Regions from separate parts of the Homo sapiens genome. Here all the other regions are linked to region 1. Evidence: read pairs that join two places in POLR2A ChIA-PET (ENCODE). Cell type or tissue: MCF 10A. All regions are shown on one strand. Links, peaks and the distances in the headings refer to the core of each region. The heading gives the core; the rest is flanking DNA. Region 1 has its middle 140 kb from the start of RAD51B-AS1. Region 2 overlaps RAD51B (RAD51 paralog B). Region 3 holds the start of LOC107984709 (a long non-coding RNA gene). Region 4 overlaps RAD51B (RAD51 paralog B). Region 5 has its middle 18 kb from the start of RAD51B-AS1. Region 6 overlaps RAD51B (RAD51 paralog B). Region 7 overlaps RAD51B (RAD51 paralog B).

The links. Peaks named below come from ENCODE experiments on the same cell type or tissue, not always from the same donor. Only the 100,000 strongest peaks of a DNase experiment are listed, where the experiment ranks them.
Region 2: POLR2A ChIA-PET joins it to region 1 with 15 read pairs; 6 of 35 experiments call an interaction of 5 or more read pairs at or near these places.
Region 3: POLR2A ChIA-PET joins it to region 1 with 16 read pairs; 21 of 35 experiments call an interaction of 5 or more read pairs at or near these places.
Region 4: POLR2A ChIA-PET joins it to region 1 with 15 read pairs; 9 of 35 experiments call an interaction of 5 or more read pairs at or near these places.
Region 5: POLR2A ChIA-PET joins it to region 1 with 10 read pairs; 2 of 35 experiments call an interaction of 5 or more read pairs at or near these places.
Region 6: POLR2A ChIA-PET joins it to region 1 with 28 read pairs; 2 of 35 experiments call an interaction of 5 or more read pairs at or near these places.
Region 7: POLR2A ChIA-PET joins it to region 1 with 25 read pairs; 7 of 35 experiments call an interaction of 5 or more read pairs at or near these places.

The regions. Positions count from the first base shown.
Region 1 is chr14:68,545,219-68,549,739 of GRCh38, forward strand. It overlaps a transcript of RAD51B not described here. Among named protein-coding and RNA genes, the nearest start is that of RAD51B-AS1, 140 kb to the right of the region's middle. RefSeq lists an enhancer at 2,259-2,850. In MCF 10A, for the core only: no CTCF peak of the experiment used is centred there; DNase peaks (open chromatin) are centred at 1,783, 2,523, 3,193 and 4,043.
Region 2 is chr14:68,457,362-68,461,882 of GRCh38, forward strand. The region is part of intron 9 of RAD51B (RAD51 paralog B); the gene reads left to right. Among named protein-coding and RNA genes, the nearest start is that of RAD51B-AS1, 230 kb to the right of the region's middle. In MCF 10A, for the core only: no CTCF peak of the experiment used is centred there; a DNase peak (open chromatin) is centred at 1,770.
Region 3 is chr14:68,778,011-68,782,531 of GRCh38, forward strand. LOC107984709 (a long non-coding RNA gene) reads right to left here and starts at 2,187. Exons shown (of 2, transcript XR_001750793.2): 1 at 2,072-2,187. RefSeq lists an enhancer at 2,768-3,269. In MCF 10A, for the core only: no CTCF peak of the experiment used is centred there; a DNase peak (open chromatin) is centred at 2,141.
Region 4 is chr14:68,474,844-68,479,364 of GRCh38, forward strand. It overlaps RAD51B (RAD51 paralog B), which reads left to right. Exons shown (of 11, transcript NM_133510.4): 11 at 2,805-3,250. The coding sequence ends at 2,821. Among named protein-coding and RNA genes, the nearest start is that of RAD51B-AS1, 210 kb to the right of the region's middle. RefSeq lists enhancers at 1,301-2,500, 1,497-1,716. In MCF 10A, for the core only: no CTCF peak of the experiment used is centred there; a DNase peak (open chromatin) is centred at 1,828.
Region 5 is chr14:68,701,220-68,705,740 of GRCh38, forward strand. No RefSeq gene overlaps it. Among named protein-coding and RNA genes, the nearest start is that of RAD51B-AS1, 18 kb to the left of the region's middle. RefSeq lists an enhancer at 3,652-4,175. In MCF 10A, for the core only: no CTCF peak of the experiment used is centred there; DNase peaks (open chromatin) are centred at 2,072 and 3,682.
Region 6 is chr14:68,253,074-68,257,594 of GRCh38, forward strand. All of the region lies in intron 7 of RAD51B (RAD51 paralog B), which reads left to right. Among named protein-coding and RNA genes, the nearest start is that of RAD51B-AS1, 430 kb to the right of the region's middle. In MCF 10A, for the core only: no CTCF peak of the experiment used is centred there; no DNase peak of the experiment used is centred there.
Region 7 is chr14:68,464,478-68,468,998 of GRCh38, forward strand. RAD51B (RAD51 paralog B) reads left to right here. Exons shown (of 11, transcript NM_133510.4): 10 at 3,695-3,773. Among named protein-coding and RNA genes, the nearest start is that of RAD51B-AS1, 220 kb to the right of the region's middle. In MCF 10A, for the core only: no CTCF peak of the experiment used is centred there; DNase peaks (open chromatin) are centred at 484 and 2,294.

The DNA.
Region 1 (4,521 bases), core at 358-4,357:
TTCAAAGGCAAAGACACGGGGACAAAGTTGGGCTCTTTGAGGCTGTTCCTTGAGCAAAGAGGTGTATGCCTCTGGCTGCCCACTTGGCAGTGGATATCTTCATGCTTCTTTTTTCCACCCAAATATTATGGCCACTGGAGTATTTGTAGGAAACAGTCTAAAAAAAGACAACACTCACTTCCCCTTGCTTCAGGCTCTTCACAGTCAACTCCACTGGCATGTTTCAGGCACCTGCTGTGTGCCAGGCATTTTTTTTCAGAATGGAACAATATTGCCCTTGTCTTTAATGCCTTAACTGTCTAGCAGGAAAGACATTATTATGAGTACCTGGGGCAGAAACAGTGTGAGAAACATTTTGGAGACCCAAAGGAAGGGGCCATTGTAAAGAAGTTCCACCAGAGTAGAGGTAAGAACGGGGACAGGGCATGCCTATAGACACCTATCCATCATTCGCTTGTCCACACATTGATTTCCCTAAATATTTATTATCTGCTTGTTATCTGCCAAGAGTGAAGGGCTTGGGATTCACAGATGAATAGGACATGGAATATAGAGTAGGGGGTTGGGCAGAAGAAGGGAGTGGTGGGAGAGGGAGTTGAAAAATAGATTGGGCCGCATTAGTAAGACTTTTGCTTGCCAATTTGGGTCTGAACTTTGTTCTGTAGGTAATGAGGAGCCTCTGAAGGTCTTTCTACAAGGGGTGGCACAGATACCTGCCCCACCCCATTATTTCCTACCCTGCAACTTAGAAGTATTTTATTCATGTATCTGTTTTTTAGCTTGCTTCTTGTTTGATTTCCCTAACTGGGATGTGAGTTCCACGAGGACAGGGACCCTACTGTATCCACCACTGTATTCCCAGTTCTGGGCACAAAGTCTGGCACACAGTGGGTCACCAGCAAATATTTTACTTACTGAATAATCAGATCTGTGTTTAGACAGTTGTCTCCAGTTGATACCATGGAGGGACATCCAAGGTTGGGAGATCCTGGAGGAAGGACTGGTAGCAGCAGAGAGGTGCTGAGAGCCTAATCCGGGGCTATGGTGGCATAGAAGGGAAGGGGAGAGATTTAGAGGACTCATCAGAGTTAACATCATCAGACCTTGGTGAGGGAGAGGGAGGGTCCAGAGGTTTCCATGTGGATGTCTGAGTAGCTGGTGATATCGTTGACTGAGAGAGAGGAGACAGGGTAGGAACCTTCAGGTGAAGAGGGGCTTGTTATGGGAAGTAAGGGAGCATAGATAGTGAGATCAGTCTTGGACATGTATGATTTGAGACAACCATAGAATGTTCCACTAGAGATGTCCAGTAGACAGTTGGAAATATACGTGGGCAATTCTGGAAGATGGCTGGAGCTGAGGTCACAGGCTTTTGGTGATAAACGAAGCCAACAAAGAGTAAAGTCACTCAAGGAGAGCAGACAGAGTTGAAAGAAAAAATAGAAGCCCCAAAACTGGAGGAATACCACTGGAGGGTGGGAAAGAGGAGCTGGGGGGAGGAGACAGGTGTGCTCTGAGAGGCGGGAGGAGAAGAGAAGAGGACTTCTGGCTACTATGGGATAGCATGGGCCCTACCTAGGACAGGGCAGAGGTCAGTGGGAATGGGAGCTGTTATCTTGGGCGACCAACTCCACTCAGTTCTTACCATGTTAATGTTAATGGCAAACTCTTGGCAATTCTGGGCAAGTGAGAAGAGCAGAAACACCTCTGTGCAGTTTATCAGGACTTTCTCCTTCTAGCACACCCTGAGGGTGAGGCCAGAATTAGTCATGTGCTGAATGGTCTGCCTATTTCATGATGTTCTCAGCTTGGAAACATTTTTTTTGTGCAACTCCAACTCAAGCACCAGCAAATCCAGCCTCTCCTCACCTCCTATTACAAATGGCTGTCATGGACTAGACCGGTGCCTAACAAACAGCCCACACTTCGGGATCTGAGTTCAGGTTCCGGCACGATTAGTGCAGGTGGCTTCTGGCTCTAAATCTCTCAGAGGAGACATCTTCTTCTGGGGGCTGATTCACACGTGAGTGCTGATCATGACCTTGTGTCGGGATTAACCTCCTTTCTCAGCATCTCCTGCTACATTCCATCTGTTTCTAAAGACACCTCATTCTGCCTTCCTTCCGGCCATCCACTGTTACCTTTCACTTCCTGTCGGCACGTACAGGCCAGGGACTTTACTCAAGTCACTGAACATTTTGGGGAAATGAAATGAAAACATAAAGAGAAGGCCAGTCCACAAAACAGCTCAAAATGGAGATGCTCTGGCTGAAGGAAGGAGTGTTGGGGTCCAGGAGCCCCGCTCACTCCTCAGCACCCGGGAGCATCACGGAATCTAAGGTGAACCTCCGGGGCAGGAGACACAGCACTGGCCTTAGAGTCCACAAGCCCGGGTTCCTTGGCCCTGTCTCTTTCCCTCTCTCTGTTGTCTGTAGCTCCCTCCTAGCTCTGAAACTCCAAGTACAAGTGAGCAGGTCATGAGTCACCAAGCCTCTTTTCCTGGGCGTTTTTCCTTCCGGGGAGAGAACAGCCAGGCTTGGACAAAAAGTGTTGGGACACCCTGAAGCAGAACACACTCCCTGTCATTCCTGGCCTCACTCTCCTCCAGAACGAAAGCACCCAGACCTGCAGGCCTTTTTTAGGAATGAAGTCACTGGTCTGTGTAGGTTGACAGAGTGTCCTTGGAAAAGGCTGCTTGGGAAGGAAACTCACAAGGCATGGGTATCCCCACTGGAAGAATCCAGAGCAAAACCCTTCTGGAAATCCCCCACCCCACATATACACAAGGAAACTCCATGGAAGGCATCCTGTCTTGGAGGCCTCAGTGGGTTCCTCCTGGAGAGTTTAAGGGGAGGGAGGCAGAGGAGGAAGGAGAGAAACCTAAAGTCAGCAGGATATTCTCATGTTCTCTCTCTGTTAATTGCCTCCTCTCTTTTTCTAAGAAGGCTGAGATACCGAGGCTTCCTCACCCACCACCCCTTCCTCTACCTCCCCTTAGTGCTGGGTGAGTTCATCCATCAGGACCCCTGCCTGGGACTGTCCTCACTCTCCCGCTGTGGCTCACTTGCCCCCAGGGCCCATCCCAGCCCAGCCCAGCCCTGCCCAGCCCAGCCTGCTGCATGCTTCTACCCCGGCTCCCACTCAGGCTCGTGCGTCACTGCTATTCATCTTGTTTAGTGCTTGGCTTGGCTGCAGATGCTGTAAATATGGTAATTTTAGACTCCCTGATTGGAAAGGATTGCAGAGCGGGTTGTGGGGGAGGACGGCAGTTTGATTTACTCCGCAGGAGCTGGTTCCGAGATGGCTCTCCACCCTCTGTGCACGCCTCTTCTCCAAGCTGTGCCCCATCAGGCCCTACTCTTAGTGTTGAGTCCTGACTTCTTGGGGTCTTGGGAGAAATGAGAGGGACAGAGTGGATGTCTGTGCGTTCTGGGCCTGAAGAATTGCTGGTTAGCACAGAGCATCACATGCAAGGAGGCCGGAAGTGTAGTCAGTGATGCGCAGGGTGGGCGTCCTGACACTGCTAAGACAATGCCCAAGGCTGATGACCCAGGATTATCCCCCCACCCAGGGCACACTGGGGATGAAGTGGGGGCTGCCCGAGGCCTCTGACCCCTTCTGAGCTCTCTCCCTTTTCTGTTCTCCTTTCTTTCCTGACCTCCCTCCATGGGGGGCCATCAGTCCCCAGGGCCTTCTGCCAGGCACTCACAGGGTTGTCAGCAAATCCCTCCTCCCACCCCTTTGTTGAATAAAGACCTAATTTGCATTTGATTACAGGACCCCTGAGTGGGTAGGGGTGTATTCAGATCCCCAGGGAGTGACTGTGAGGCTGGCATTTCAGGCCCTGGGAGTCAGAGTGGGAGCTGAGGGTTTTGAGCCCCAGGAGTAGGTCAGGTTCTTCAAAAGCCACCAGATAGTCTCCCAGCTGTCTGTCTTATCTCCTCAGGACAACCCTAACTCCAAGGCTGGTGACTGAGTCAGACTTGGAACATCCCCGTTTTTGAGCCACAGTCTATAGTCACAGAATGTTCCAGGGGGAGGGATGGGGGGAGAAAAGGAGGGCACAACTCACATTTCTTTGAGCCCCAAACTTCATTTGACCAGTGAGGAGTGGCTTGCACCAAATCATTGGTGCAGCTAACCACAAGAATGTTAGCTCTTATCTAGTGCTTCATCCATGCCCTGGACACATTTTTTTTTTTTTTTTTTTTTTTTGAGACGGAGTTTCGCTCTGTCGCCCAGGCTGGAGTGCAGTGGCGCGATCTCGACTCACTGCAAGCTCCGCCTCCCGGGTTCACGCCATTCTCCTGCCTCAGCCTCCCGTGTAGCTGGGACTACAGGCGCGCGCCACCATGCCCGGCTAATTTTTGTATTTTTAGTAGAGACGGGGTTTCACCGTGTTAGCCAGGATGGTCTCGATCTCCTGACCTCGTGATCCGCCCGTCTCGGCCTCCCAAAGTGCTGGGATTACAGGCGTGAGCCACCGCGCCCGGCCGCCCTGGACACATTTTTATAGAAAGA
Region 2 (4,521 bases), core at 252-4,251, 88 kb before region 1:
ACAAAAATACAACATATCAAAGCTTATGTGGTGTAGTTAAAGCAGTAGTTATAGGGAAATATACAGTTTAAATGCTTATGTTAAAAAATTATTGCATGTATATTATACCTAAATAAAGCTGATATTAATGTAGAAAGAATTGGTGGCCCATATTTTTGACTGTATAAATTTGCATACTACCATATATTTGTAGTTGATAAGTTTTCTCTGATTGTGGTATAATTCAGGAAGAATTACTAATACTTTCTTTTTTTTTGAGACGGAGTCTAGCTTTGTTGCCAGGCTGGAGTGCAGTGACACAATCTCAGCTCACTGCAACCTCCACCTCCTGGGTTCAAGCGATTCTCCTGCCTCAGCCTCCCGAGTAGCTGGGATTACAGGCACGTGCCACCACGCCCAGCTAATTTTTGTATTTTTTTTTTTTTTTTTTTTTAGTAGAGACAGGGTTTCACTATGTTACCCAGGATGGTCTCAATCTCCTGACCTCGTGATACGCCCACCTCAGCCTCCCAAAGTGCTGGGATTACAGGCGTGAGCCACTGCGCCCAGCCCTAGGAATTATTAACACTTTCAAACCACATGTAAAGTTCACTGAAAAAAAAAAAAAAACCAACATGGTTTTTAAATTGTGTTAATAAATATTAAGCTTGTAGTTAACTATATGCATGCTAAAGTAGTTAGAGAAAAGTGTACTGATGTTTGCAATTTACTTTGAAATGTAATAACAACCAGAACAAAAAATAAGATGGGTTGATAGATAAATAGATATGTGCTAAAAAACAAGTGTAATAAAATTATTTTGGTCTTTTTGTTTCCGTTTTTTGAGACAGGGCCTTGGTCTGTCACCCAGGCTGGAGAGCTAATCATAGCTCATTACAACCTCAAATTCCTGGGTTCAAGTAATAAAATGTTAATGGCAGAACCAGTTGATATGTTTATGGGTATTCACTATAAAATTCTTTCACTTTTGTTTTATGTTTGAAAAGGTTCATAATAAAATGTTGAGGAAAAAACCGTAAACTCAAAATGTCATTCTGACCCTGAACTATTTACTATTCCATAATTTACTAAGTTAACATCCTACTGATCAGAAAAAATTAATATTTTCTTTAAGGAGCCCTAGCTCTTTTCTAGGCAATACTTTCTTATACTTTGGGAACTTGATGTGTTATATTATAGGTAAACATTTTGAAAACAATCACCAGAGAGGTGTTATACAAGAGCATAATGATATTCTATGAGGAAATAGGATCTTATAACCTCAGGGTCAAAATTCCTAAGAGACTCTTCCCAGAGACTACAATTATATTATTTATATATCATATTATTATATTGTATATTATTATTTATATTATATTTTTTAGGGATTCAGATCAGCTTACTTTATGTCCCCTAATTTCTGTAGAAAAACTTGGGAAGTAGGCCACATGTAGACAAATTAATAAATTCATGCCTGCTCAAATACAGTTCATTTTTCCATCCTGCCATTTTCCAGCACTGTATTACTTCTACAGATCTTGCTCTTCTATTATGAGAAGGCAGTTTAGATGCCGCTAAACTCATTCTCTGCTCTGCCCGCATAATCCTGCAAAGCTGCTGGTGTTGAGGCTTCAGTGTTCCATGCAGAGTGATTTTCCAAGTGATGAAGCAGATTCTAATCAGTCTAAGATCCAACTACAGACTGGGAGTTGGACCTCTGCCACCTTTCCCTCCAGCTCTCGCAACACAATGGGGAATTCCTGTGAGGATCACTGGGTACACTTCAAGCTCCCCTGATCCTATGGCCTCATTCCAGTCACAGATCTTCCTGTCTGGAGCATTTCCGGCCCTTCTGTCCTTTGGCTTGGAGAGTTCAGCTCAACCTGGGAAGGGACAGAAGACTTTGGGGTTATCAAAAGCCTGTTGAATTATCTGATGCAAGACTAACTGGTTTGTTTGCCTCCCTGGCTCTCTTCCTGAGCTTCAAAGCAGCTGAGAAAACAACTTTTTTCTAAGTCTTGGACAAGGAGGAAAACCCTGGCATGAAGGATTTCTGTCGCAGACACTTGGCATAGCTAGAGGAAAGGTTTGTTTAACTTACCAATGGGTTTTATTAGCCTAGGACTCCAGTTGAAGTGAGATAATAGGGTCCCTGTAGAAGGACATTTCAGTCAGTGGGCTTCCTCCCTAATTTCTCGACAGGACCCTTGCATGCAGATGAAAAGCATCAGACACATTCAACAAGGAAATCCCCACTGAATTTATCAACGACCACGTAATCTTGCTGATCATGAGGGAGACTGAGACAGGATTAAAAAACTAGCAGGACAGGAAATTGTGTATGGATGCAAAGTCATATTGGGGAGCTATCTACTTCAATTGCTTCTTGCTGAACTTCTCTTTGCTGAACGTATTACATTGTCTCTGGGCCCCACATCTTATAGCAGATAGCAGGGATAGAAAGAAAGCCAGTCCTACCACCTGTCCTTACAGGAAGAAACTCTTCTGCTTATACTTTTCCTCTGCCAGGTCATTTCACTCTTCCTTTCACCTCCCAACCAATGTGAGATTTGGGGTTGGGGTGGGAAGGGGAAGGAAATAGAAGAGAGGAAGAATTCATGACTGGTGTACAGGAAGCCTTCCTGGCACAGGAATTAGAGAAGAGAAAGTAGAAGAATCAGTGCCAGCTTACCCTCAGCCTCATGGCCGCCTATTCATGTCTGCTTTCCTGGGCCACATAGGCAAAACTCACTTTTTCCTAAGGTTGGGGCTGTATTGCAGGAACTCATGTAAACTGCCAGGACCAGAAGTCTATAAAAGCAGCCTCCAGGCCGGGCACAGTGGCTCACACCTATAATCCCAGCACTTTGGGAGGCTGAAGCAGGTGGATCACCTGAGGTCAGGAGTTCGAGACCAGCCTGGCCAACATGGTGAAATCTGGTCTCTACTAAAAATACAAAAAATTAGCTGGGTGTGGTGGCAGGTGCCTGTAATCCCAGCTACTCGGGAGGCTGAGGCAGGAGAATCACCTGAACCTGTGAGGCGGAGGTTGCAGTGAGCCAAGATCACACCACTGCACTCCAACCTGAGCAACAAGAGCAAGACTCCATCTCAAAAAAACAAACAAACAAAAGCAGCCTCCAGGGTAGCCTGTGCCCAAGGTTCCTGACATCTCTGTGCTGCCTGCTCCACACTGGCCTTCCTAGCCACCCATGGAGAAGGACTGGGCTGGGTTGCCTCAGATGAGGGCCACACCTATACTTTAAAAAGGAGGACCCAGACACTATCCCTAGAAGGTGTCGCCATCCTGGAGAAGGCCTGGGGTGACTATGCCCAGCACTTTCTGTTCTGTGGCTCCTTTTCCACTTTCTGAGCCTCTTGGAAGTGGGATCAGGCCAGGAAAAACATGTGATGCTATAGCAAGCTGAAACCAAAGACTTGACTTTGGGCCTGGCCAAGCCAAGAATCTTGGCAGTGATTGACTGGGAAGCCTGCTGTTTTCTATGGCATTTTCTGAGTCCCCTAACTCTGGGAAGAGGGAACCAGATAAGTCCTAAAAATGGATATGAATCAGTAGAGCTTCTGTGGGTCATCAATTTGTGCATTTATTCACTCATTCATTCTTGTATTTCATAATGAAGCTTCTCTTACGTATATAGCACCACACTAGAGGTTTGTGGGACCAGAAGGAGCAGCAACAACAAGAATGGGTCAAATAGATTATGTTAAATTGAGGTAACATTAACCATAAAACAGTAAAGAAAACTAATAATTAGAGAGTACAGATAAAGTATGAAGAGATTAGAGAGAGATGACTTTAGGCTGGAGAAATCGGCTGAAGCTTCTGGAAGAGGTGACATTTGTATTTAGACTTTCAGGGATGAAGGGCAGAATGAAGACTGCCAGTGTGGAAGCTTGCGAACAGCTGAGGCAGCCCGCACGGATACCCTGTCCAGCTCCCTTCTTTGTCTTGAATCATGCAATATCCATGCAGGGAAAAAAAAAAAAAAAAAAAGCCCTTATTTGCTGTTATGTATCCTGCCTCATTTAATGTATTATCCCAGAAAAGTAGATTGAGTTGTATGTGGCAGATTGGGAGCTGCCATCATGGTGGTTAAAAGTACAGACCAGGTAGTACAGAACCAGGTAGCCTGGGTTGGAACCCAGCTTCAGTACTTATAAGCTACCTACCTTTGAGGATTATTGTGAAGATTAACGTCCATTGGTTGTTGTTGTTCTCATCAGCATTATTACTGTAGGAACCCTGGAAGTCTCCCCTACCCACCCAAGTCCTATTGCACTTTCTATCATGACAGACCATTTCTCTTTTTTGAGAGTCTTATATTACAATGCAGACACACCTGAGAGGGCTAATGCGTGAAGGTTTACCAGCCCTCACTTTAGGGGTAGAGATAATTAGCTGACAGCTTATTTACTAAGAGCAAAATAGAAACCTGGGGAGAGGGACATAAAAGAAGGAGGAGAGAGTTTACAAGGAGAAGCCCATGGGCCCCAATGGCCAATTTTCCTTCCACGCTTTAT
Region 3 (4,521 bases), core at 254-4,253, 230 kb after region 1:
TATGGATTGTATTGTATCCATTATTTGTATCCACAGGACAAAATCTGATCTGGTTAATTGATGGTTTCATTAGTTTATGTCTTGCCTCACCAACTAAAATGTAAACTCTATGCATGAGGACCACATTCTATGCTTTTTGGAACCATACAGCACCTTCTACATTGCATTAGTACCCAATACCCATTTACGTGTTGACTGATTCATCACAGAGGTCATTCTGAATTGGTTGCTATTGTGTGTGGCATTTGGGTAACACTTGAGGATACAGAAGAGGAGAGTTCTTCCAGGAGCATATGCAGAAACAGGAAAATGTATTTCCCAACAAAATTTACTTCACAACAAAAAAATTAGCCATCTCTGTGCCTTCCACTTCAACACGCACCCACCATTCAGTGCCATCCTTTGCAAGTGTTGTTTTAATGCTGTTATTAAGAATAGCTTATTTTGCATTTTCTCGCCAGTAAAATGGAAACATCCAGGCTTACTAGCCATCTCCTGGAGAGACCACAGAGAGCAGAAAGAAAGTATAAACTGATCCCATTTATAAAGTATATTTAAAATCAGAGAATAGTGGGTATGTTGTGGCTGAGCACACTATTAGATGGCTAAAACATATCAGGAAAGAAATCCTCAATTGTTCATTTGTGCCAGGGTTGAATGAGCTATATTTAACCTGATGATTATTTAATTAAATAGTTCCCTTGGAGTCTCTCTGCAGTCCTTATAATTTGTTATACAGAATACAATAGTAATTCATTTGCACTTGTATAATATTTACTCTTTGCTTCCCAGGGCTACTTTTTTTTTTTTTTTCAGTTTCGACAGGCCTAGAACCCCTAATAAAAGAGAGTTGAACAAACAGTTTGAGAACAGAGGAGTGAGTACAAACACAGAGTACTTGAATCACAAGATAGTCCAGCTGGAAGGAGCCTTGAAGATAACTGAATTCAACTCTGTCTTTTTACAAATGAAGCAACTGAGACCCAAAAAGGTCGGGTGACTCACCCCAGGACAAACAGCCGGAGAGGGGCCACATGTCCAATTCCTAATACTCATTCCACTACTCATTAACCTCAGGACACCACGGCTCCCTCAAACACCCACAGCCAGCTTTTGAAGGGCTAATCCCTTAGAATCGTGGGCTCTTAGAAGCTATGACACCTGTACCAATAGAAAAATCATCCATTCAGTAGGTAAGTGCCTGCTGAGTGCCAGGCATCAGCGTTGACATGAAATAGAACGGTGAACAGGAGGCTGGGCGCGGTGGCTCATGCCTGTAATCCCAGCACTTTGGGAGGCTGAGACAGATGGATCACTCGAGGTCAGGAGTTCGAGACCAGCCTGGCCAACATGGTCAAACCCTGTCTCTACTAACAATACAAAACTTAGCCAGGCATGGTGGCAGGCGCCTGTAGTCCCAGCTACTCAGGAGACTGAGGCAGAAAAATCACTTGAACCCTAGAGGTGGAGGTTGCAGTGAACCGAGATCGAGCCACTGCACTCCAGCCTGGGTGACAGAGTGAGATTCTGCTTCAAACCAAAACAAAACAAAACAAAAAAATTAACAAGAGCCCAGGCTCCTGCCTCACCAGATTTACCTTCAAGCTGGATGAGATAATGACAGACAAGTCAAGAATTAAATGAACTTGGCACTTTCTGAGAGTAATAAGTACTGAAATATTAAACCAGAATGGTAGATAGAGAGTGAGGAGGAGGGGGCTGCTTTGGATAGGATGTCAGAGAATCACTCTGCAATGTCCCTAACCCAGGAGAGGGAGAGTCGGGTAGGGGGAACACCTAGCTTTTGTTTGAACATTACTAACAACAGGAACTCCACTACCTCCAAAGGCCAGCTCAGTGTCTTAAAAAGGTCTTCCCCGGACTGAGCCAAAATCTGCCTCCCTGTGACTTCAAACTTCAGTAACTCATTCTCTGAGCATCACAAAAACCAGTCAGCTAATAAGTAGCATGTTCAAATGCAAAGCACATCCTAAATTAAGACAGTTGCTGCAATGCTTCAATTTGAAATAGCGTGTTTGGGAAAATACGACATACCAGGAGAATGACTTACATGTTCACATTCAGCCTGCAGTTCATAAAAGTGTTTAAAACCACCACTTCAAAGGATGTTCCGACAGCCAGCTTCTAGAGTCCCAAACCCGTCTGTGTGAGTCACCTGACATCAGTGACAGGACATACCAACTCCCTTCCGTCTGTAACTCTAGTTGGGGTTTTATAGCAACAACACTGCCAGTTCCGTTGCCCTGTCATTCGGCATGGCAAAGGAAATTTGGCTCTGTGCATTTTGCTTTCTAAGATATTCATGGAATCATGAAACAAACTACTCTTTGGCTCCCACCCTCTATCTCACAGAGAAGAAAATGGAAGCCTGGAAATAGAAAGTGACCATCAAGTTTCATCAGCAAGCAATGGCCAGGGTAGGACTTGTTCCCTTCAGCCTCCAAACTGGTGGCAGCTGCAACAATGCGTAAGCCCCAGGTTTGCTTGTATGTGGGGATGGACTTCTAAGCCTCCAGAGATAGTTAGTGCATACTTATGAAGAGAAAACCCAGCTCCCTAACTCCCTTTCATGTGAACCTGCACTCCAGCGATCTCCCCAGAAGGTCCCCAGCACCATACGCTGCTGAAGGGGTTTCCATTCAAGTGTGGGCACATTGTTTGGGTTGCAGGTGTCATCCGTTGTGTGGGAAGATGCAGCTCCTGCTCCAAACCAACCCAAAAGCTACAGGATGCACAGAGAGAAGCAGGGGTTAGGGACAACACCAAAGTTGGCACTATTTCAGCTTTTACCCAAGTCTAATAGTCTGACTGAACCAACTGCCTGGCTGCTCCTAATGCCTCAGAGCCCTCTAGGCTGGCCCAGTAAAATGGTTAGCAACAAAGGAAGAAAAACTGTTTAGGAGACAGGCCTTCCTGAGCCAATGAAGGAAGCCTCAGAGCCCTGCCCTCCTTCCCCCAGCTTGAGGCAGCTGGGGGAGGATCTGAGCGCTGGCTGTGCTGATCTGGCCGTGCCTCCTTCCTCCTCCCTTGCTGGCTTCTGCTGCTGGCTGGAGCTCTGAGAATCTACCATTTTTCCCCCTCTGAGCCCTGCAATCGCAGGAATAAATGACTTCCTTGAATGGAGAGGAACTGCTAGAATGCAGTTTAATCATAATGGACAGTATCTCTCAGAAAACAAGGCACCAAAAGAGGGAACACCGATGCCAGCAACCATGCTGGTGCCTTCTACAGCCAGCCCCAAGGTCACAAGTTTCAAGCAGACTATAAAGCTGCTAACTGATTAGAAAATAATCAGCTTAGCCCTTAGCAGCCTCCCTCCTGATCACACATCATGCAAGACAACACCCCTGTGAGTGATAAAATATGGTTTCCTCCACCCCAACCAGGCAGCAGCACCACTGAGACCAGGCGTGGCTTCAAAGCCACTGCTGCACCCAAAGGTGAGCCCAGCGCAGTTGCCAACACCACGTTGCACCTCAGCATTTCCGTTTGTAAAGGAGGCAGAAAGCGAGCCCAACCTCTGCTCACTACCCCAGGCCCCTGGGCTGCAGAGAGGGTGACCACATGTGATGGAGACATCTCAGGAAAGGACGGGCTGAGAGGAGAAATTCTCCTCCATGACTATGGGTCCCCAGGGGAGGGTGAACATCGGAACCTGGACCTGTTAAGTGGCCCATGCCATTTGACATCTGCCTCCTTTTAAAAGTGGAGGCTGAGAGCCTGGGTGTTGCAGCCCAACAGACCTGGGTCCCGGCTCAGTGGTATACAGCTGTGCAATTGGGAATAGCGAGTTCTCCCTGAGCCTGACCTTCCCCATCTGTAAAATGGGGCTAATGATAGCACTGACTCGCAGGTACTATCAAACGTAACCATGTGACGGAGGCCCAGCCCCCAGTGTGCATGGTAAGTCTTCACAAATGCTGGTTCATGTTATTATTTTTACTATATAAATTCAAGAGAACCACCTATAACGCACACACCATATGTGAGTTTGAGGCAGAAAATCGAGAGAGTGAGCCAAGGTGGCAAAGCACCACGTTTTGATACTCAAACATCTTTAGAGAAGGGCTCTGTCATTCTGAGGACTGCAAGCTGCTCCCACACTCTCAATATGACCTTTGTCTAGGGTCTTATCATTTCCAGAGCTCCTTCCTCTCCATTTCATCTGATCCTCACCACAGCCCTATAATGTGGGCAGGGTGAGTATGCTTCCTGTACCCCATGCGTAGAGGAGAAAAACAAGTCTCAGAGAGGTTAAGCAACTTGCTCAAGATCAAACAGCTTGAAAGTGGCTGAGCAGGATCACAAATCCAGGGCCGCCTGACAGGGCTGGAATGAGAATAAAGCAAGTCAGAAGCCTAGCGTGTGCAACTTCGGGAGACACTCATTCGTAAGACCCTGAGAGTAAGTATCTCTTCAAATTTTGCCCTGCTGTCTGACCCCAAGCCTTGGGCCCTTCCTAGAGCACTGAGGCTGAGCCAATTGTGCAGACACTGCACA
Region 4 (4,521 bases), core at 147-4,146, 71 kb before region 1:
TAACTATAACCTAAACTAACAGTGGTATACATGATAGAGATGTACTGCTTCCTCCTGTAGTGCCGAGGAGGAATGCAGTCCAGAGCTGGTTTGGCAGCTTAGCTCTACATGTCTATCGAAGAGCCCAGGCCATTGACTTTTTGCTCTGTCACACCTAGGATGTTGCCGTTACCATGGTCCAGAATGGTTCAGCATCATGCCCTCCATCCCAGTAGCAGGATGTGCATGAGATAGAGAATGGTGGTGGGAGAGAAAGCATCCCCCATCCCTTAAGGACATTAACCAGAAGTTATACACATTATTTCTGTTTATATGATGTTGGCCAGTCTGTAAATATATGATCAGAAAGGCTAAAAATATAGTCATTAATCTGGGTGGCCATATACCCAGCTAAATTTCGGGATTTCTGTTATCATGAGAAAAGAAAATGAATATTCGGTGACACAGCCCTTTCTGAAGAGCCCAGTTGCAGAGATTAGGTGCAATAGTACAGACGTAAGGGCTGGGCTTGTTGCATAATAGAGTTATACTCTTAAAATGCAGCATAAATATTGTATGTATTGAAAAGTGCCATCAGGACCCTCTTTGGTTCCAGACTCTAAAGTAGAAGAGAAAGGGTATCACTTCACCAAGGATCAGCACCCAAAAATCTTGTTCTGCCCACCCAAAACAGAATCTCCTTCAGGAAGGAACTTTAGTATGTGTTTTGCTTTTATGCAGTATCCAGGAAAGAAACTTCAATGAGAGCTACTATTGCTTATAGCACAAGGCAGGGCATGAACTTGGGTCCAAAGTCATAGACCAAACACTTTTTTTTTTCCAAAATGTTTTTTCCTACCTCCACTTTTAAAAAAAAAATGAAACAAAATATCAGTTGAAATAACATTATTGAGAAAAACTTTATTCCAAGGCCTGGACTATAGTTAGACTGGATTTACATTTCTCTTTTAGAACCTGGAAGCCACTTGGCTATCTTTGCAGAGTTAACAATTTGCATTTGCAAAAATGGCCAGGTAACAGTACCAAAATATGTTAAATCAATTCAGGTTGTTGATTTTCTTTGAAAGTCTCTTCCAAAGAACTTCATGTTCTTTCTGGAATATGATTTAAGCTGCATTTCAGTGAGTTCAGTTCAGCAAATATTTGTTGAGCATCTATTGTTCACAAAGCATGGTGCTCAGGGGTCAAGAGATATAAGGCTGAAAAAAAAAAAAAAAAGGTCCCTTCCTTTTAGTAGCCCAGAATCTAGTTAGGAGAGATGTAGTTAAATAAGTTTAATCAAAAGCCAACTGTGATACCTATTACCAAGGTTCAAACAGTGGAATATAGAAGGATAAAGGGAATAGACTTATTCCAAGTAGGATGACTGAGGTAGGTTCTTGAGAGTACGTGGGACTTGGACTGGATTTCAGCTTGTGAATACTGACAAAAACCGCATTCCATTGTCTCTTGACAGAAGCCAATTTCTTTTGCTATTTGAGGATAGATTCAGGGACACTGGGGAATGCTGATTAGTTCCATCACTAATGCTGATTAGTAGTGAATGTTGAGTCATGCTGACTAATGTGTTCTAAATGGATTGACTCAACAATAAAGGCAACGTTGAGAGTCAAGAGTTCAGATCCTGAATTTCACCGATGAAGTGTAAATCATTTCGCCACTTAGTGCTTAATTTTTTTGTCAATTAAAATGTGCTCGTGGGTGAGAATCCAGTAAGTCATCTTGACCCATGAGGGCTTTACAAACTTCAAGGATAACAGACAGCTTAACAGCAACTACCAGGACAGGCTTATGCAACCTCAGGTTATTCATAGCTCACACAGAGTCAGAACACCCATCACATGCTGCTCGCCAGCCATGCGAAACTTCTGTTTCCTCACACATGCCATGAGAACTGACAAACAGTGCACTGAACTCACAAAACCCGACAAATAGAGGAGCTTTTGAAAAATCTTCCTATCTACCTACTGGGGTGTCTGTGTCTTTCTACAACAAATGTCGCCACAGAACTAAGGGCTTGCATTGCAGACACAGCTCTTTCTCTCTTTTGACATCTCCCCAGCTAGACTGCTTGAGAACCTGGCCTTCCATGTCCAGATGTTTACTGAATTCTGAAGCCCTCCCAGAGAGCCCAGGTTCTTTTGTTGCTCTCCAAATCATTTCCCACAGAGGCTGACCAGTGTCCTGAAGGAGCCCTTCAATAGGGAGGATAAATGAAGGCAGATGAAGACATGACCCCCTGAGGCTTGCCCACATCCACTGGAACAAAGGGTGTGAGGCACAACCTTGTAAGGAGTGTTTTGGTCAGCCGCGTCCCTATGCGAGGCCAAGTCTCCCCCACAGGGCTGCTTTCAATGGCTACCATCATAGTGGAAGTATTGGGCATTTGTTAAGGACTGTGGTGTGCTAGATATAGCACAAAACATCTAAATCATGGTCCCCTGCCTTTGTGAGGGCTTCCTGGCTACAGATGGCAGCTGGCTTTCTCAGGGGAAACTTGGGGGTCATAGAGAAAGCTGAAGAGGGGTGCTTGCTTCTGTGGATGACCTCTTCCCACCCAGTGCAGCGACACTCCCCTTTTGTCTATAGCTATCCTTAGTCAAGCCAGGGCTGCGGGACCCTAACCCACACTTCCGCTGTGTTTCTGGATCTCTGGTTTGCAAGGCCAGTGGCTCTGTGGGCAATACGTATGAAAGAGGACTGCTGTTGGAGGAAAGTTCCATTTAGGTTGCTGGTGGGAAGTTAGTGCATTTCATAACAATTTTTTTTTTTCAAACTTTCTCTTTTTTTTTTTTTTCCTTTAGGCCAAGAGAAGCCATAGGGATACTGTGACCTTTGTCTAGAGTTGATGGGGGTGTGATTTGTGAAATAAAACAGGACCGTACTGCTTGGAAGAAGGAAACGGAAGCTGACATAATGGGGATTAATTAGTTGATTGCTGTTGAGATGGTAACAGATTTGCTCCTAAACCATTGAGCTAGCGATTTCAGACCTAGCAGGGAAGGTGAAGATGAAGAAGCCTTTGTTCAGGTCTCTAGATGTGTAGGGCTGAGGGCTTTGCCGCCATGGGATGTCAACAGCCATAATAATAATTTGCACTTATATAGCACCTTTCAACCAGGCACCTCAAAGCGGTTTAACCACATTAATTAATTAAAGCCCACAATCCTCCTGGGGAGAGGAGGAGGATGACTAACAAGATTTGTAATTACAGGAGGGAACATTTCCGAATAAAGTATTGTCTACCAGATAAAAAGAGTAGGTGTAAAGGAATTGGGGTCTCCAAATAGTAACCGATTCAGAAATGAAATCATGGAATGATGTGGGAGGCTGGGGGCGGGCATGGGCAAGGGGGTCGACTCTGTGTCAGAGGGAGGTCGATGGGCTCAGAATTCACTGACAGGTTCAGATCCAGCCGAGAAGTGGAGCATGTATGGTATTAGTGGCATTTGAAGGTCATTAGTGGCATAACTATTGTAGTGTAAATTCAAGTTTTATTGGTATATTGTGTATAGCCCTGCAGAACAAAGACTGAGACTCATGCAGTATTTAATAAAGGATGAAATGATTTCTTTAGATTTAAAGCCCAAAGCTGGGCCAGTCAATTAGCAAATAAATCAATTGGTGACCCGTAGGATAATTTAGTCGTTTCCAGTAGAACACCCAGCCTACACACTCCTACTGCCATGAGGCTCTGATTGAAGCATCAGACTGGGTTCAGGGCAAGGTCTGGGGGCTTTAGCCCCTTCAAAGCCAGGCATTAAATCTTTCCAGCCTTTGGCCTTGTGACCTATCTTACCCAGGTTGTTAGTGACCTCAAGCTGTCCTCTGTAGAATCACTTTGTACCTGCTCCTCCATCAGAGATTTTTAGTGCATTGAGGGCTAGAATCAAGTCTCATCCTATTTCATGTCTCCTATGAGTGCCCAACAGAGTGCTGTGCACCAAGTAGGTGCAGATTGATGAAGATTGATGAAGAAAGACTGAGTCCTTTAACGACTCAGTATTTGTTGAGCGCATACCAAGTGCTCAGGTAAAGCTTGAAAACAAAGCTCAGTGTGTGCCTGCCCTCCAAAAATGTACTCCAAGGAATGGGAAAAGACTTACAAACTATTAACTATAATATAAAGCAGAATCACATCCAAGCCCCGGGCAGCAAGGGCAATAGGAAGAGCATCTTATTCAGCTGGAGTGAATCAGGGAAGGTATTGGTGTGCTGTGCATCGGAAGGCAAGAAGGATTTGGGTAGACCTGGAAGAGGCAGAGCAGGAAGATGTCCCAGGCTGTGACCATGTGTCTCCCTCTGAGTGAGGTACATTTTGAGAACTTGGGATGTTCAATAGAATGTTGGTGAAAACCAAGGTGAGTTTTCGTATTTAATCAGGAAATATACATTTCCTGTGGATTCTTATGACATGAATTGGTTAATTTCAGACATCAAGGGACTATTTGAGAAGTTGGAGGTAGGGTTCAGGATACAGTACTCCAAAATCCGGCACGTTGGCCTTGAAAAAACAGCAGA
Region 5 (4,521 bases), core at 323-4,322, 160 kb after region 1:
AATACTGATGTGCTGATAGTTCTCTGCTTTTGTCTAGCACCATCAGGCCTCCAAGCTTTTGCCTGCCCTGTCACCTCTGCCTGGAAGGCCCCGTCTTTGGGCCCCGCACCACCCCTTTTTCTCTTCCTGGTTAGCTTGGATCATTCTTCAAGGTTCTAAAAAATAGATGCCTCATGAGAGACATCCAGGGGAACCCATATGACCTTCTCAAAAGTGTCCTTACCCAGGCAATATAGTACAGTGGCCAGAGAGCAGACCTGGAAACCAGCTGCCCAGGCCTGAACTCAGAATGTCAGAACCCACTACTATCACTACTACTAGGGCAAGTTACTTCCCTTCTCTGAGCCTCAGTTTCGCATCTATAAAACAGACATCATCAAAGTATCTCTTTTTTGGGGTGTGGTAGGGATTAAATGAGTCAATATATGTATAAATAAATACATGTACTTAAACATAAACTTACTATAAATGAATATAATAGAGACCCAATAAACTTGGGTTGTTATCATTTTTTTTTTTTAAGACAAAGTCTCACTCTATCGCCCAGGCTGGAGTGCAGTGGCGCGAACTTGGCTCTGCCTCCCGGGTTCACGCAATTCTCCTGCCTCAGCCTCCTGAGTAGCTGGGACTACAGGCACCTGCCACCACGCCTGGCTAATTTTTTGTATTTTTAGTAGAGACGGGGTTTCACTGTGTTAGCCAGGATGGTCTCCATCTCCTGACCTCATGATCTGTCCGCCTTGGCCTCCCAAAGTGCTGGGATTACAAGGGTGAGCCACTGCGCCCAGCCGGGTTGTTATCATTATTTAAGGATTGAGACCCCTTTTGATGTTTGCTGCTGTCAAGAAAATATGTGAGCACAGCTTCTTCCCCCACTTTGTTACCGCCCCACACACACTCAGGCAGGGGTCAAGGCCACCTGAGCAGCTAGATGCAGCCACTGAGGCCCCAGCCCCCATTGTAGAGCTGCTGCTTCTAGGAGCCACATGCCAGGGAGCAAGCAGCAGTCAGCACTGGAAACAGGCTACCCCAGCCTCAGTCTCCGTGGGTACCACTCAGGTGCCCAGCACTGCGGGAATCCCTGCCTGAGGCAGCCTGGGCTGGGAGTTCACACCTTGATGCCCCAGGGTCCTTGGATAGTGATGTGTCAGTAACACTTCAAGCAACCAGACGAGCTGCTCTGCAGGGAAGAAGCCCACTTGCAAGGGAGCTGGACATTCCCCCAGCCCTGGGAAACACAGTCCTGCTTGCTCTTGAGGTTGGGTCCCCATGAGAAGGGGGTCAAGAAAGGACCAAGAGCATCACGGGTTTTTTCTAGAGCAGAGGAGAGCCCTTAAAGCAAAGAGACTATCTGTACACGAGAGCCACTGAAGTGCAGAAGGAAGGCCAGGGGAGGGGCATGGAGGCAGAGACAGGGGTTCAAGCCCCAGCTCCCCTTCACTGTGTGAGTTATTTAATTTCCTGAGCTTTAGGCTCCTCCTCTCTCCTAAGAGGATAGCGCCACCTCCCTTAAGGGGTACCTGTGGCTGTATGGAGCAATGGGAGAGCAAAGAGGAAACCCTGGTGCATCCAGCCTTCCTTCAGAGACGGAAGCCACAGGCCCAGCCAGGAGATCTACCCAGGGTGGACCAGCACATTTCTGGGAGTCCAAGTCAATGCAGACAGAGGGCTCTCTAGGGAACAAAGAACTGAGAAGAGGAAAACCACCTCTGGCTCTTGGTGAGCCTGCCAACCTCCTGCAGCCCCTCATAGCCCAGGACCCCTGGAGGTGAGCCTGACTCTCAGCCCTGGCACTGGAGAAACTCACTCTTCCTTGCCCTATTGGTCCCCATTTCCTTTTTCCTTGGGCCCCTCTTCTTCTAGCCTGGGCAGAGCTGAGGAGGACAGTGGGGGTTCAGGCCGCCGCCAGGCTGGGGAGCTCCCTGCAGGGCTGGGAGAATAGGATGGACAGCGTTTTGCCAGAGCCTCATGGGAAGCTTCCTTTCAGGCAGCTGAACCCATTTCAGGGGTAGGGAGCACTGATCAGGGGTTGGGACATTGCCCCGGGAGGAGGATGAGGATGTTTCCAGGCCTCGGCTGACTCATGGTAGTGAGTATTAGTCACTCCCTCACAAGAATCAGCCCACATCCTCTAGTAGCCTCTTGTCTCCCAGAGGCCCCTGCCCCATGTTTACCTGCCTGAAGCTCCTCTCCCGGCCGCCCCCACCCACATCCGCACAGTTTGGGCAGACACAAGAGCCCCGCATCACTTTTCACTCGAGGCTCCTCTGAGACATCAGCTTCCTGCAGGAGAAATCTTCAGGGGGTTTCTCTTACAGATTTGGGGGTCAAAGACTGGGTTCCAATCGCAGCACTGCTGCCTTGTATCTCTGCTTCCTGGGCAAATTATGTCACCAATCCGGACTGTTGGGGATATTTTCCCCGAAGAGTAATAATAATATTATCTAGTAGGATTGTTGTGACAATGAAATCATATAAAGTGTGAAAGTTCCTGGCACAAAATAAGTGATCGATGCATGGTAATGAACACTATTATTATACATCAATAAAAGAAAAAAGGTCCCTTATATATAGCATTTTAAAAATAAGGTAACAAAACCCTTGGCCCCTTGGCCCTGTGAAACTGTGGGCTGACATGGAACAAAATAAAAGCAAGTAGAGGGCCAGGTGTGCTGCCTCACACCTGTAATCCCAGCATTTTGGGAGGCTGAGGTGGGAGGATCATTGGAGTTGAGGAGTTGGAGACCAGCCCAGGCAACATAGCAAGACTCTGTCTCTGCAAACAATTAAAAACTGAGCTTGGTGTGGTGGTGCACACCTGCGTCTGTGGTCCCAGCTGCTCGGGGCTCTGAGGTAGGAGGATCACTTGAGCCCAGGAGTTCGAGGCTACGGTAAGCCCTGATCGCGCCATTGCACTCCAGCTTGGGTGACAGAGCAAAACTCCATCTCTATTTATAAAAAAATTAGGAGATGGGGGGAGCAGGTAAAAGATTTCCTCTATTTTCATCCAATATCCCCTGGCTGTAGAAACTGCCCCGCAGCCCCCACTGGGGAGGTCAGGACAGCAGTGAGCAGTGAGACCCCGGACACTCCAGGGAACTGTGGCTCCGCAGGAGGAGCCCGGAAGGGGCGGAGAGGCCACAGATGTGGCTTGAGGATAACCATCCACTCAGGTGAGGGAAGCCCACTTGAGCCCACCTCTCAAACATAAGGCCCCCATCCCTGCTGGCCCCATCCCTTCTCACCGAAGCACGGTTTCTCTGCCTCAGCACTGCTGACACTTTGGACAAGTTATTTTTTGTTAAGGGGCTGTCCTGGCCATTGTAGGATGGCGAGCAGCGTCCTCAGCCTCTACACACTAGATATCTGTAGCACTCCTTCCCCCTGCCAGTTGTGACAACCAAAGATTTCTCTGGACCTTGCCAAATGTCTCGCCCTACACCCCCACCATGAAGAACCACTGCTGTGGACGGTAGGCTGGTCCCTTGGTCTCCCCACCTTCATCCCCCACCTCTCCTGGGCCTTCTCCCCACCTCACCCGAGCCTCAGGCCTGGCTGAGGTGTCTCCCCCAACACACACTAGAGGAGGCAGTGCCAACCAGCCACTGCATCTCAGGAAGGCCGCCTGGCCCAGTTGCTGGGAATCAGAACGGAGAGGCTGGCTCTGCAAGCCAGGACAGTGCTGAGTCAGGGAGCGATCAGTGGAGGAGTCTGGAGGGTGAAGGAGGAATCAGTGCCTCAGAGAGGAGCCAGGAAAGGCGGAGTAAGGCTGAGACAAGGCCACAGGTGGTGGTGTGTGAATCCTGACCTGGGCACTTTCTGCTTGGTCAGACAGTGACCTGGGGATGCCACCGGGAGCTGAAAGGTTGCTCAGAGCCCTAGTGGCATGGCGCTGCCTCCCAGCAACCCTGAAAAGTTCAGGCCCAGGCTCAGCCCCAAGAATTCAGGAGCCCCAGGCTGGATCAGGAAGGTGACAGGGACTGAGTTCAGAGTCTCGTGTGGATCTGGGGCCTCGGGCATCAAGCTCTCAGTGCAGTGGGTTACATAAGTGCTCTCTCTCCAGCAAAGAAAGAGAAGAGAGCCCTGAGAAGGAGGCATCAAAGGAGGAAACTGGCAAGCTTCACAGGGGAGGAGGCTTTGGAGCCAGTTTTGTCAGATGACAAGGAGTTCACCAGACAGAGAGGCAGGTGGAGGAAGGGCATTCCTGGGAAAGGGCGCTCACAGTCCACGTACAGGCAAAAGGTGCCCAAAGAACAAGGAAAGGTCAGCAGGTCCACTTGGCTGCTTCAGAAACCCTGGTTCAGCCCTTGAGTGACGGGGAGTGAGGGTGAAGTGGGTCTGTTTCCCATGGGAAAGTGGCTGGCTGGCAGCGTGAGAATAAATGGCCAGTTCACGTAATGTCTCCCTTCCCCATTCTCCCCATCAATGAAGTTCAGGTCACCTTGATGCAAGGTCAGCGTGTGCCGGGGTGAGCTAGCTAGCCATAGTTCCTGCAGGAAACCTAAGCCCAAGTATGCCTTG
Region 6 (4,521 bases), core at 178-4,177, 290 kb before region 1:
CTCCGTCAAAAAAAAAAAAAAAGAATGTTCCTCATTGTAAATTTGGTCAAATTCTCCATTCCAAAAGGCAGAAAAATATAAAGAAGAAATAAAAATCACTTAGTCATAATTGTCTATCCAGAGATACCTTTAATACTGTAGTATATTTATTTCCAGATTTTTTCAGTGTATTTGTTTATTAACAAAATTGGTATCATGCCATCTGTAGCTTTTTTTTTCATGTAACATTATACTTAAGATATTTCCTCACATCCTTCAACCTTTCTTTTGGAAAAATTTTTCTGTATGTTGTGTTTTGTCTTTTGTGAATGTTTGTTTAGTTTTCTGTTCTTCGCGTTTCTATTGGAATGTTAATGTGTGTTTTTGTATTGGCTTATACAGTAAGGCTATTAACCTTTTGTCTCATATTTGTTTCAGTTATTTTTCCCAGTTTCTCATTTGCCTTTTAATTTTGTTTGTGGAATCATTTATATGCAAAAGTCTTACATTTTTTGTATAATCAAATATGTCAGCATTTTTCTTTATAATTTCTTTTAAGCAAAACACATTTCTTTAAAACACATAAAATGGTAGCTAATAAGTGATTTTGAAAAGTTTCCATTATTATTACTACAGCTTTTAAATCTGTATTTATTTATGCTTTACAGTAACCCCCCTGTGGGGTAGGTAATGTTATCTCCGTTTCACTGATAGGAAGTTGAGGCACAGAGAGTAATACAGATAGAAGTGACATAAATGAGATTCAAACTCAGGGTTGTGGACAGTACTCTTACTCACTAAATATATTGCTATATATTTTACTGTTATAATTGGCCTCAAATATTATCCTGCTCTGTCTTAACAATTACTAAAAACGAGAAAAATATGCATCATTTATTCTAGTTTTTCAAATAGTTTTATAATTAACTCTATTTTGTCTGGATCTTATCTTGATGTGCAGTGTTAGGTGAAGCTCATATTTAATTTTTCTATTTGTCAGTGTCCCCAGTATATTAGTGCCTCTTTAGGAACTTGGAAAGGACTTGCCTTCTCTAAGAAGCCTTTGTGATTAGTGCCACTTCATGTTACTTGTTTCTGCAATTGTTTATTTCTTCAGAATTGTTGGTTTCTCAGCAGCTTTGATCTGAATGATTTTGTGGAATCTCATGTTGCTCCTAGATTAAAAGATTTATTTTAAAAAAAGAGGTGCTGTCTCTTCAAGTCGTTTCATTCTTTACATAAGAACAGGGTGGGAGGTTCTTGTCCTAGTTAGCATCAGCCCCTCTCCCCCAACCCTCCACAGTCAGCAGATCCATGAATTTAGATGAGAGGAAAGCCACATCTCCATTTTCACTAACCTTTAACTGAAATTGATTATTTCCTTCAATTTTGATTGTGGGCAAAAAACCACAGTAGTATTAGCTGTTCCTGGGACTTTAAACCACAGATCAGATAGTTAATCTTGCATTTCAGTTGTTCCAGGTACCTTTAAATATTCTTTATACGCATCACTACTTTGACAATATTGTAGTTGATCCACCACTAGATTTTGCCATTAATGCATTAAGAAGCACATTCATTAATATTTCAAATATTCAAAGCTATTTTGGAAACTATATTTCTATAAAATTAGTTTTCTTTGTAATCCTATATGTTTTATTTACTTAAAAGTGTATATATTTTATGCACTTAGAAACATTTTTCTGAGAAGGGCTTATAGGTTTCACCAAATCACCAAAGGGATCCATGATAAACACTGTGAAGAGTTCTTGTCTGTTTGAATACAAGGCATACCATTGGGCCTTGTAAATTACCCACTGGGTACTGAGTAATCAAGAGGCAATTTAGGAGGAGCTGGAAAATAGTCCAATATATTCCTCTCTAGTGCTTTGATTCTTTCACTTCTGGAATAATTCTCTTTATAGTCCTAAAGAGAACTGTGTATTCTCTTTTTCTCCATCTCCTTTGCCTTTCATCCTCCCCTTTTCCTCTTTTTCACTTAGTATTTTCTTTCTTTCACATGCTCCCTTTTTTTTCTTTCTTTCTCATTCTCTTCTTCCTTGACTTTGCTCTTTTTCCCTTTTCTTCCTCTTCCTTTTCCTCTCTCCCCACTAAAAACATTAATATCTTACGGAGTTTGTGTTTCAACTATTTTCAGAAAACTTTTTCTCTTTGTGGTCTAAGAAAGAGTTCAAAGACAGAGATAAACAAAAAGAGTTGACAGAAAGAGTTAATAATATCAACAAGAAGTTGAAAGCAAGATTTGTCAAAGATAAACATAAGGTAATTATCTGGAAATAGTTGACCTTAGAGGTCACCTGCCTGGTTTGCTGGTCTGGCCCCTGGGAAAGCCCTTGTACCCTGGTTCTGGTTCCATCATTCCAAGTCCTACTTTCATACCTTAGTTACCTAATTCCTTTTATAAGACAATCATTCACACTAATTTTCAAAGTCCCACAAGGAGGGACTTGTTTTGAGACAATGAGGCAATTAGACTGTATTGTTGAGTTACAGTCATTTCTTTGAGATTAGTTCGAAAGTATATATATTCATGGACAAAAGTTATCACATAATTTTCTCACCTAAAGTGGAACTTTTGATACCTGTAATAAGTTAGTAGTTTCTCAACTGCCCATACCATGATCTCACCTATCTGCTGCAATGTAATAGTCATTGTTCATGGATGCCTATTTATACAATGTGTATTGCTACAGAGCTTTTCCTTCTTAAAGTAATTTCTATGTCTGGGATGATGCCATTTTTCTACACTAAAAACATTAGCTCGTCTTACAGCTAATATAAGCTGAAAATTAGAGGTGCCTGGGGGAGGGAAATGAGGCAGATGGATTGTTTACATGAGTGCTATAGTTTCACTTTTTATGCACCAGTCACCTTGGAAAAATTAATGCCCTGTAAGTTTGCCAATCAGATTGCTCCAGTCATCTCTAAACATTCCATTTGGTTTATTAGAATAATAAATACTGTGCAAAAAAAGTTCATCTGGATCCAGGATATTATACTGTGGTCAGTGGAAGAAATATGTGCTGCACCTTACCTCTGACTAGATTTGGTCAGGTGACACAGTGAGCTTGACAAAGGGATACAGATTTACCCTATTTGGGTGTTGAATCTGAGGACTAGTCACTGGAGTTACAGCCTTTAGAAATCTTTGTCACCTGTCCAGGGCTGGTGCTGGTGGCCTCTTCACTGGCCATTTCTGTCATGCACCTGACCATTTGATGTCTGCTGAGTGGTCTATTAAGAAAGGATTAAAGGATCTCTCTTCATCCTTCCAGGTGGATTCGGGTGTCTGTAGTCACCCAGAAAAGACTTACTGGAAAGTCCATTAAAGGTGTCATCTAATTTGATGACGATGACTCTGAATTAATTTCAGTTGGGGAAGCTTCCATTTTTATGTCTGGCTTTTAGGTCCTTCCATGATATGTCCCTTCTTGTCTCATCAGACTCATTCCAGTGGATCCCCAGGAACAGCTCTACTGCTCTCAGCGAAAGAGGCCTGAAGTCACACTGCTTGGTTGATCTGTCGTGACATCCTAATATTTTCTCTCAAACTGTTTTCTTTCGTCCTGTGTAAACTTTGCTTTTTCTCTGAGGCCTATCCTAGTGTATTTCCAAGGCCCCAGGTTAAATCCCACCTCCTTCCCGAGCCTTTCCTATTGTCTTACTCACTTCACCAATCTCTCTTGCCCCTAACCTTCTACAGTTCTGAAACCCGATACAAAAAGAAAAACTTTTGGCACAGGAAGCGATTGAATAGAATCAGATAAATACTAAAGTCATAAACATAAAATCTGGATTTATTCATATAAGGGATATTAAAGTTAAAGTTAATATACATAAGTATATTTCAAGAGCAAAGCTCATATTTTAACACTTTATTTCTGGAGTATAGGTTCCAGGAAAAAGGAATAAAATCTGTAATTTTTAAAAAGGCAATTACAGAATGTCCCCTGCACTAATCAAATTAATTGCAGCATTAAAACATGGATGGACTTTGAAAACATGCTGAGTGAAATAAATCAGACATTGAAGGATAAATGTTGTATGATTCCACTTATATGGGTATCTGGAATAGGCAAATTCATAGATACAGAAAGTAGAATAGAGGTTTCCAGGAGCTTGGGGAAGGATGAATGGGGAGCTGTTTTTTAGTGAGTACAGAATTTATTGGGAATAAGAAAACATTTTGAGTAGATAATGGTAATAGTTATGTAATGTTATGAATTAATTTAATGTCACTGAATTATATACTCATAAATGGTTAAAATTATAAGCATTACGCTACATATTTTACCACAATTAAAAAAGCAATGGAACAAAAAATTAAAAATTAAAATAAAATTAATTGCACCATTATTTGTAAAGGGAAAAAACTCCTTCAGTGTCTAAAAATGGAAGAATTAAACTGTGACATGTGTAGTATACTATTTATGCTCAATTGATAATTTAAAATTAAATGATTTTGTATATTAATAAGAATTTTTACATAATGTTAAGCAATTAAAAACAAAATATAAAATT
Region 7 (4,521 bases), core at 276-4,275, 81 kb before region 1:
GTTCCCTGCTAGATTTCATATTTGTTGTATGGGTGTAATTGAATACATCAGCAATCTTATTCAAGTCAGTAAGACCAAGCTAGAATTCTGTACATTCTACTAGAGGTTGCTGCCCCTCACCAGGTTACTACTGACCTTTTGGTCACTCACAAGTCCACTTAATGGTATTAGCACCCAGCTCAACTTATCTTCACTTTATCCAGAAGGCTATCAAGAGAGTTTGTCACATTTTTTGCTGAAATCAGATATTTTTTATTGGTGCTAGCCCTCTGATCTATCACTCTGGAAGTTCTTTTCCAAAGAAAGGAAATGGAATTCATCTGACATAACTTATCACTTCCTTTTTTCTGACTGCACACAGATCATCCTTTTGATGACTCATTATAAATCCTGCTCCAGAAGGACAGTGCATTAATCAGTGACCTGTCCGAACTCTTTGATTTCCGGCAGAGAGGTCCCTCCAGGTGTGAGATCCTTTTGGCTGGGGTTCAGGGCTTGCTCATAGACTGGCTATTAGAAGGTGGAGTTAGCACCACAGAGTTGGAAGGCTTAGGCTCAGATGCCATTCTTGTGTCTCATTGAAATATTACATTCTTTTTTTCTGGGTCTCAGTTTCTGCAGTGCATAAAATAAAAAGGGTAATATTTTTAAAAATATAGCATGATACTTTATTTATTGCTATTTACACCCTTTTGGTTTCATGTCTAGTTGCTACATACAGACAACAAAGATCTGAGATTTTTTTATATGTTTAGTTTATTTTTACTGCTATTTGATCTAAAGGATTTACGTTTATCTTATCCATTTCCTTTTTTACCACTCTTTCTGGCACAGCTATAGTTTAGGCCCTTATCATCTCATCACTGAATTATTGGAGTTGCTTCCTAACTGGCCCCACATCTCCCATCTCTTGCTTCTCCATCTTAGACTCTTCAATCAGGCTAATTGCCTAGAACCTGGCTACTCAAAATGTAGTCTATGAACCACAGCATCATCGTCTCTTGGGAGCCTGTTAGAAATGCAGACTCTCTCAGGCTCCACTCAAAACCTAAAGAATCAGAATATGTAGGTCAACAGGACCCATAGGTGATGCAAACCCACATTAAAATCGAGAACCACTGTTTTTTCTTCTACCATGCCATTCCCCTTCTAAGGGATATCCTTAAAATTCACATTGAACCGGGCCAGGCGTGGTGGCTCACACCTGTAATCCCAGCACTTTGGGAGGCCAGGGCAGGCGGATCACGAGGTCAGGAGATTGAGACCATCCTGGCTAACACAGTAAAACCCCGTCTCCACTAAAAATATAAAAAATTAGCTGGGTGTGGTGGTGGGTGCCTGTAGTCCCAGCTACTCAGGAGGCTGAGGCAGGAGAATGGTGTGAACCCAGGAGGTGGAGCTTGCAGTGAGCCGAGATTGCGCCACTGCACTCCAGCCTGGGTGACAGAGCTAGACTCTGTCTCAAAAAAAAAAAAAATAAATAAATAAATAAATAAATAAATAAATAAATAAATAAATTCACATTGAACCATCTCCGAACTGTCTCAGGCAGAAAGCAATCTACCTTAATTTTCAAATGAGATATTTTTGACATGAAAGTGTAAATTCCCACCTATACTTTCTTCTCATTGGTTCTGAGAATGATGAATTAGTGTATCTAAATAACTTTAGAACATTTGTAAAAATTACTGCAACTCAACTGGAGACTTTCTTCTGGTAGGAGCCAAGTATATTGTTATTTGGTGAGTGAGGGTTAAGGGAACCATATGTGATGGGTTAGTTGGAAATGTTCCTATTATTTATTGTGAACTTATTTTGTGTTTGACACAGTGACAGGTATTTTGTATACTTAATTTAATCCTCATAATAATGCCACTTAGGAAGGTGTTTTTATCACCATTTTACAGGTGGGGAAACTGAGACTTAACAAGTTTAGGTTGTCCAGAGTCACAGTTTTGGTTAGAATTCAGGCTGCACTGTAGCATCAAAGATGTCAAAATACAGTGGTTGAGCCAAGTGGCTCTGCCCTGAGAGGACTGGTGACCCCGAGTGGGAGACACTGATGCTCTCTGAAGCCACCCAGCTTCCCTCTCTCATGCTGCCTTGTCATCCCCAGAGTGTTGTCCACACCCATTTGCTTGGATCTGGTTCCTGCCTTGGGAAGAGCGAAAGAGAAAGTGGAGGGCACGCAGTTTTCTTATGAAAACATAATCCAGAATTTCTACCTATCATTTGTACTCACATTCTGCTAGTCAAAGCTTGGTCACATAGCCACACCTACTTGCAAAAGAAGCAGAGAAATGTGGAAACTTGGGGAGTTATTTACTAAAGGGAAGAAGGGGAATGGCTGCTAGAGGAAAATTGTAGGCTCTGCCATAGGCTCCTAGCCAATCAGTGGAAGAGCTAGATTCCAAGCCTATGACTAAAACCTGTGATCTTTTCATCACATTTTCCCACCACTTCTCATAGTTGACAGCAAATATTTGTTGAATTAAGATAGGCCAAGATATTATATATAAGCCTTTTGATCATTTGAAATTGTTTCTTCCTTCTCTCTTGCCTCCCTGATTACCTACACGGTTCAGTGTTCAAACTGTCTTTGTTTCTGATAATGTTTTAATGTGTAAAACAGGAAACTGATAATTAATCTTCTTCAGTAGAAATACTATAATAAAATAATCTACTAATTATTAGAGGTTCTGTAGAACCATATGAGATGTGATAATGGCTTAATGATACTGATTTTTTTAAATGATCAAATAACCATCTCCTTTAAAATAAGTGTTGTCTTAGGAAAATGCCATTGCTGAAAACATTTTTTGATATTTTGGCTGGTATATCAGTTAACTCTTGCTGCACGCACTAATGCTTCATGACTCCACTACCAAAATCTCAGAGGCACACAGTGATATTTAACTTGTGTATCTGTGGGTCTCTAGGGGTCAACTCTTTAGCCTGAGCCTTCCTGGCCAACTCTGTTTCAGGTATCTATTGCCCTTCTTCTGAGATAGCAGACTAGCATGGACATATTTTTCTCTGACAATGGCACAAACGTTAAGAGAACAACTAGAAATACTTGAGGCTTTTTGAGGCCTCGGCTGGGAACTGGCACAACCTATGTCATGCCACCTGGCAAGTCATATGCCCAAACCCACAATCAAGGGCCATGGGAAATGCTCTACACCTTAAGTAATAGAAAATGTAGTCACGTAGTAGAGGGTTTGGTGAAGGACCAGGGCCAACAAAGAAACCTTCAATTGCTTTGCCTTTCGCAAGTTATTTTGAATATTTGCAGTGATAGTAAATCTTTTAAAGGTAGCTTTGAATTTTTTTAGTAAAACAGCTAAGTTTATAAATAAAATTAGAGAATCAAGCTAGGTTTATTTTTGGGCAGAAAGGTAGCTATTTAAGCATGTGTTATAAAATAATGAGACTTATTTCTAGAAGAATTGATTCAAGAATATGGCATTTGATGACAGAATAGTTGGAATAAGCATACAGCCTTTTAAGGTGACCACTTTGAAAGGATAACACTCATTTAAACATTGGGTTATAAAATGGTTTTTTTTTTTTTAAATAAGCCTTGTGACTTACAGTCCTATGTTACCACTTTGTCTCAAAGTGGGAAGGGGAGTGAATAGAGGCCCATCCCTGATCCTTTGACTAACCCTAGAAAAATGTGCTTTATGTGCAGATTCTTATTGCCAAGTCCCCTCTGGCTCCCTTCACCTCATTTGTCTACACCATCAAGGAGGAAGGCCTGGTTCTTCAAGGTAAGATCCTTGGATTAAGCCATTTCTTTAAGCTTATGCTCAGTGCTGCCCATTGCTAGTGGTAATTAGTGCTATGGTTCTGATAGAAGCTAGCTCCAGACAGAATCAAAAACCAAGATGCATTGGCCAGTGATATTTACCCTAGTGAGAGCAAGAGAGCGGCAGTTGTGGCAAGAATTTGACAGAGAAGATTGAGGTAGGGCCGAAGGAGACCTACAGAATTTCCTAACAGAATGAGACAATCAAAACATGAGGATCAAACCAAGAAAGCTCGGAATTGCTACCACCCCATTCCTCTTTGCAGATCCTATGGCATGAAGTGGGCAATGATTCTGACACCAGTGTGGAGGTGAGGAGCCAGTGCTGCCCCAGAGCCTTCTTGCTTAACAAGCTAAAGAACCATCTGGGTTGGCAGCCTCTGGGGCACAATGTCATGGCTCCATGAGCCCTACTTCCCTGACTCCTTCTGGTTATCTTGTTTCCTTTTCCTGTCCTGTCCTGACATGGTCTTCCTGCTGGGGACCAGACCTTTAGGACCTGCACCTTGTGACGTGAGCCCAGGACTTAGAAGGAGCTGAGTTCTTGCTTAGGGTATAGCACCCTGAGGCCACATCCTGGAACTCACTGATCTACAATGGTGATTCATTCTCAGATGCTAGATACGCCAGTGGTTAGGAAAGGCACCCGATTACAGGTCTTTCCAGAAAGCAATTAACATGAAGGGGTAAATTCCAGCACTGTTAGAAGA